2 separate regions of the Mus musculus genome follow, and region 2 is linked to region 1. Evidence: chromatin loops called from intact Hi-C (ENCODE). Cell type or tissue: heart. All regions are shown on one strand. Each heading gives the region's core, and the rest is flanking DNA. Links, peaks and the distances in the headings are about the cores only. Region 1 has its middle 36 kb from the start of Gm34641. Region 2 overlaps 2610027F03Rik (a long non-coding RNA gene).

Region 1 (2,811 bases), core at 71-2,570:
TTCAGGATGATGTATAGAATTCCTCTAAGACATACCTTTTGTCTTGGCATCTCCTTGTAACATCAGATATGTAGAACCACGCCCCCCCACCGTCTGCTGGGTCCATGTTCACACAACAACAGGGAAGGTTCAGACACATCTAACCTCAGCCAGCGTTAACTAGTGACTCCTTGACTTTCTAACATGCCTTCAATATTTAGGAAAAAGCAATTTTTTTCTTTTCTTTGTTGCTTTTTTTTTCTGAATTATACAGACTTGAGAAACAACTCGTCGTGCCAGGGAGATAGCTCAGTCTATAAAGCGCTTGCCATACAACCACTAAACTCTGGTGAAAACCAGAGGTCAGAATTCCAGCACCCACATAAAACGTGGACTGTGGAGCATGCTTATAACCATGGGTTTTTCCACCCAAACCCCAGCTCCCAAATAATGACTTGTAGGCTATTATTTATTAATAATAGGCCTTAACTAGGCTTGTTACCCAACTAGCTCATAACTCAACCTGTTTAAACTATTCTGTCTGCCACATGGCCAGTTTTATACATCTGGCTTTCTCTAATTCCAGGTCACAAATCTCTCTTCCCATGCCTGTTTATCTCCCAGAGTTTCACTCTCCCTGCTGGATATCCCACCTTCTATTCCACCCTTTCCTAAAGGGCCAGAGTGTTTTTATTGGCAGGAAATGCTTCCACATAGTACAAAAGAGATTATCCCTACAGGTTCTCAGTACTGGGGAGGTGGAGCTTGCAGACCTGTTAGGTTAGCAGAATTGGTGAGCTCCGGCATCAGTATAAGACTCTGTCTAAAAGAAGATCTCGGGGGAGGTGGGGAAGGGGTAACATAATCGATATCTATTGTCTAAAAGAACATTGAAATAAAAAAGTTAAAGAAAATAAGGTGAAGAGGAATTGAAGAAGATACCTGACATCAACCTTTGGCTTATACACACACTCACACACACACACACACACACACAAACACACACCTAACCTCTAAAGCTTCTAGAATATGATTTATTAACCTTGGGGTCACAGGAACTTTCTGTGAAGCTTTGTAAAGCATCCTGCCACATCTATCTGTCTATCTATCTATCTATCTATCTATCTATCTATCTATCTATCTATCTACCTACCTACCTACCTACCTATCTATCTATCTATCTATCTATCTATCTATCTATCTATCTATCTATCTATCCATCTATTTGTCATTTCTTGACTAAGCTGGCCCTTCCAACTTTAAGGAGAGCAGCCAAGTGTCAAATCTGGCTTTCTCCAAGTCTTGCTTACAGAAGGCCAGTGACGGGCAATGCTGACCTTGAGCCAAATGCAGAAGGCAGCTGCAGATGGTGCTGCAGAGAGATAGTGTGTGGATGGTGCCTCCTGCTAATCATAGACACCCAGGCCCAGCCAAGCCACCGGACTCCTGGCTGGGAGTCAAGGCCCAGCCTTCCCCCATGTGGGACTGTGTCCAGGTACCTTAGGATACTGTCTGGCAACCTGTTCCCTCAGCGTGAGGTGCCTCTCTCCTGGCCTTGGAGCCAGTCATCACCTGAGGGAAGAATGCCTGTCAGAATTAAGGTCTAAGTGTCTGCCTCTTTACAGCCTTCGGAATAATTCATTTTCTGCTTTTAGGACTGCTTTCTGACATGTTGTAGGGGTATGATTTGTCTGTTACCAGAGTCTCTGAAACTCAGTTTCACAGTTTCCCACTGGAGACACATGTGTTTGTGGTTTAACTTGTCCAACATTCATGAACCCCTTCTGAATACAGCACCCAAGTTCTTTTTTCTATTTTTAGCTGACCCATGGTGATCTGAGAAGAACCCTAACTCCAGGTAAGGAAAGATCAAAGAGTGATGTAGAGGATGCTTGTGCATTGTTGGTTAAGTGTATTCTCAAGCCTGGGAATAAATATCTTCATCTTAATGAAATTCATGAAACAAATACATTTTCTAATTTTTTATGCTATTTGTTATATAGGAGTTTAATTTATTTTTATTCAACCCACATCCAAAAGTCTTTCTGAATTCATTTGTTAATTCAGACAGTTTCTTGGCAAATGCTCTTGCATTTTCTATACACCAAAGTATAGCCACTTCAAACACGGGCCAGCTTTATGTTTTCTTCTTTTGTAATTTGTTTATTATTATTTTTTTTATTTCTTGTCTTGAAAACAATTGTAAATAAATCAATAAATGCTGGATATTATTAAGTACCTGTTTACCACTATTTGGAGAGTGATGTTCTTTACTCCTTAATTTTATTAATGTGATGAACTAAATTAATGTTTATTTTTATTTATTCATATGTGGACATACATGGCACATGTGTCCAGCTACCTGATGAGGCCAGAAGAGGGTTTTGGATACCCCCTAAAGCTATAGTTATAGGTGTCTATGAGTTGCTACATAGGAACTGGGAACCAAAGTCAAGTGCTCTGGCTAAGAAGTAAGTGGTGTTAGGCACTGAGCAATCTTTCCAGTTCCAATTTATATTAAGTTTTGAAAACTTTTTCTGAGAAGTTACAATTTCATATGCTCTTAGTTTTACTTATAAAGTGTTTAAAATTCTGCCATTAATGTTCTTGAAAGGTAGTGACCTGTAATGTTTGGCCAGGCTTTACTATTAAAGTTATAGTGACTGCATAAAATGTGTTTAGAAGTTGTATTAGATATATGTCTGATTGCTGGAACAAAGTTTTGACAAAAGCAACTGGTTTTTGGTTCCTAGTTTGGTTCCTAGTTTTTGGTTCCTTTGTTGGTTCCTAGTTTGAGGGTTCTGTGGGGAGAGAGAGCAGCCAGCATGAGGC
Region 2 (2,811 bases), core at 283-2,782, 160 kb before region 1:
TGACTCCCCTGTGCTGCAGGCTGGTGAGACAGAGGCCAAAGGCCAAATGACTTCAGCACCTGACGAGGGTGTGGATCTCATTATAGCTGCAGGGTCTGGGGATCGAATGGGTGGCTGAAAAAAGTCAGCGGACTTGCTTGATGCCTGGTCAACAGTTTGTGCAAAAGCAGGTCTTCGGCGTGGCCAGTCAGTCATTCCAAACTAATTTTGTTTCAGCAGAAAGCCCCTCCGCCTGCCCCCGTCCACAGCCCTTTTCCCTCACATAGTGATTTGTGGACTTTGGAGGAGATTATCTTCTTCAATCTTTCTTTTATAATAAGTAGGCTATTATTACTCATCTCACTGCAGCGAGAAGTATATGACAGAAGGGCCTTAGGGAAGAAAGGGGTTATTTGGGTTCATAGTTTGAAGGTGCAGCCCTCCATGGTGAGGAAGGCGTGGTGATACAAGCACGTATCCGCTGAAGTCAGGATGCAGAGAGACATGGGTACTGGGGAGCAACTCACTTTTTCTCCCTCTTATTAAATCCACGCTCCCAGCCCATAGGACCGTGCTACCCACACCATCTTCCCGAGGTCTTCCCACTTCAGTCACCTTAGAAACTCCCTCACAAACACGGCCAGGGCTTGTCTCCTCTGTGATTCTAGATCTACCAAGTTGATAATCAGCATTAACCATCCCAGATGGTCCTTGGAGAGTTTCCCTAGGTCTCAGAATTGGCCAGAGCACTTTGGTTTGTGTGCACTCTCATGAGTTGGTGCACATGGATGCAAGACACATGTCTTCATGTCCTCTGATCTAAGCACTTGGTTCATGTTTTGTGAGATACTGCTTGGTCCTCAAGATCTAGTCGTGGCCTTTAAAGAATGCACTGAAGACTGGGGAGTTGAAGCTCACAAGGATTAACACGTGTGTAGCCGTGGTCAGCTTACTCTGCGGTGGAGTGGTAGAGCAGCACCATAGGGTATGAATGAAGCTGAGGAAGGATGTCAGTGGACAACCAAAGGGAAGTGTAGATGTAGCCTCTAGGAGTGCCTGGCCTCCAAGGTACAAAGCTCAGAGCAACAGAACAGGAATGAGAGTGAGCCACTGGGCAACCATGGAGGCAGAGAGTGCATTTGGCCCCACAGGGCAGGAACACAATGTTCCTGTGAAAGTCTAAGGTGGCTGCTTCTTGGCCCAGGGGATGGAGATGTGCCAAAGGTTTTAAATTAGGCAAGGGGGAGGATACAATGAAGATAACTTGTTTTGGGCAATGGCATCATCAGAGACATGGCATCAGCTTGGACTTTTGGACAGACTCTCAGCATAGGCGACACAGAATATTCTGGGGGGGGATATCTCACTCTATGAGTGCTCTGTTCGTGTGAGATCTGCAGCAAGAGCTTTGAGAATGCCTGAAGTCATTGCTTCTTGTCATCTTGAGAGGTTTGTTCTGATGGTTTGTTGTAGTAGGAGAGTCAAGGGCAGTTAGGATTCTCCCTATTTAGAAAGGTAAGTCAGAGGCAAGGAAAGAGAGACAGCTACCCCTGAGGCCAGGAGCTATCAAGTGAGTGGCATGAGCCGGCTGGCTGCCTCTAACCTGACCTCACTCATCCCAGGACTGACTTGCATGTTCCAAGTTGTGAAGTTCTTGGCTGCACTTTATAGGTCCAGGAAGGTCTGCCTAACTGCCTGCCAGCTTGTGTGAGGGAGGGTTCAGTGTGAGCATGGCATAAAGAGCATGAAGGGGGAGGGGAGGAGGACACATGTTCTTCTAAGGTGTCACCTGCTTCTGCCTTGCCATTTGGAGCCTCCTTTGGATTGTCTGTTCACTTTTGGCTTTGTTTTGTCTTCCATTTAAGGAGGAGAAATGCAGCCGGCTTGAGGAGGGTCCTGTTGAGCTGATTACCATGAGCCGCCCTAAACCAGAACTGATCAAGCTCTGCTGGCAGCGTCTTTAGAACTTGGGTGGCCCCATTCAAAGCTGAAAAAAAAATCAACAAAAGGGCAAGGGTGGGGAGATTTCATGCACATCCTTGAATAAAGGAGTGATGGTTTTCAAACTCTATTTCTGATACATTTTCTAAATTTTGATGACATCTCTGGCTTAAGCCCTGAAAATTTGTGACATTCTCTGATCAAGCATTTTCTTTGGAGATTGGCTTGATTATGGGCTTGGGTCCTGAGTGATTTTTTTTTTTTAAACATAAGAAATCAGCTCATCTAGTACTCAATAAAATCCCCCTTTCCAAAGGAATGGCCCTGTGCTGGAAGATGTTATGGCTTGGAGCAAGAGAATAGGGCACTGTACTTAGGGAATCTCCACATTCAGGAGACAGAAGATAATTCAGAACTTACTTATTTTAGCACAGCTATTTATTTTCCCATAGGACCTATGATCTCCCCTGCCATGGGATTTCGACTGGTCTCACAGGATTCCTTCCTGCAGAGTGGGCCTTAAATCCAGTCAGAGAGCAGTTAGTGAGCTTCATAGTCACCCTGTCACTAGTGCACTAGGCATGCGTTGCCTGGCAGGGTGTGTCATGGTCGGTGACCACCTGGTCTAAAGAGTAACAATGTGGACATGTGGATAGGAAGGAGATTTACTGAGTTCTTGCCATGGTACAGACCCTGATGTTCATTCTGATTTTTCTGGCACTTTATGGCTTTTTTCTGGAAAGCTATAGGAATCCAGTAACGGCAGAGGCACAACCTTAGGCATAACTCTTCCTGGCTGCCACAAAGAGGATGGGATTGAACCCAAGGAGGAAGCAGAACAATTGTGGACAACAGAAGTCTCCTCAATTTGGCAGGGGCCACGGGAAAACA

Evidence for each region. A loop is a pair of places that touch in the nucleus more often than their neighbours do. Peaks named below come from ENCODE experiments on the same cell type or tissue, not always from the same donor. Only the 100,000 strongest peaks of a DNase experiment are listed, where the experiment ranks them.
Region 2: it touches region 1 in a loop (2.5-fold over the local background); 3 of 42 quality-filtered maps call a loop at or near these places.

What each region holds. Positions count from the first base shown.
Region 1 is chr1:120,920,342-120,923,152 of GRCm38, forward strand. No RefSeq gene overlaps it. Among named protein-coding and RNA genes, the nearest start is that of Gm34641, 36 kb to the right of the region's middle. In heart, for the core only: no CTCF peak of the experiment used is centred there; a DNase peak (open chromatin) is centred at 1,440.
Region 2 is chr1:120,761,518-120,764,328 of GRCm38, forward strand. 2610027F03Rik (a long non-coding RNA gene) reads left to right here. Exons shown (of 3, transcript XR_001779385.1): 3 at 1,845-2,050. Among named protein-coding and RNA genes, the nearest start is that of Gm29345, 43 kb to the right of the region's middle. In heart, for the core only: no CTCF peak of the experiment used is centred there; DNase peaks (open chromatin) are centred at 1,224 and 1,594.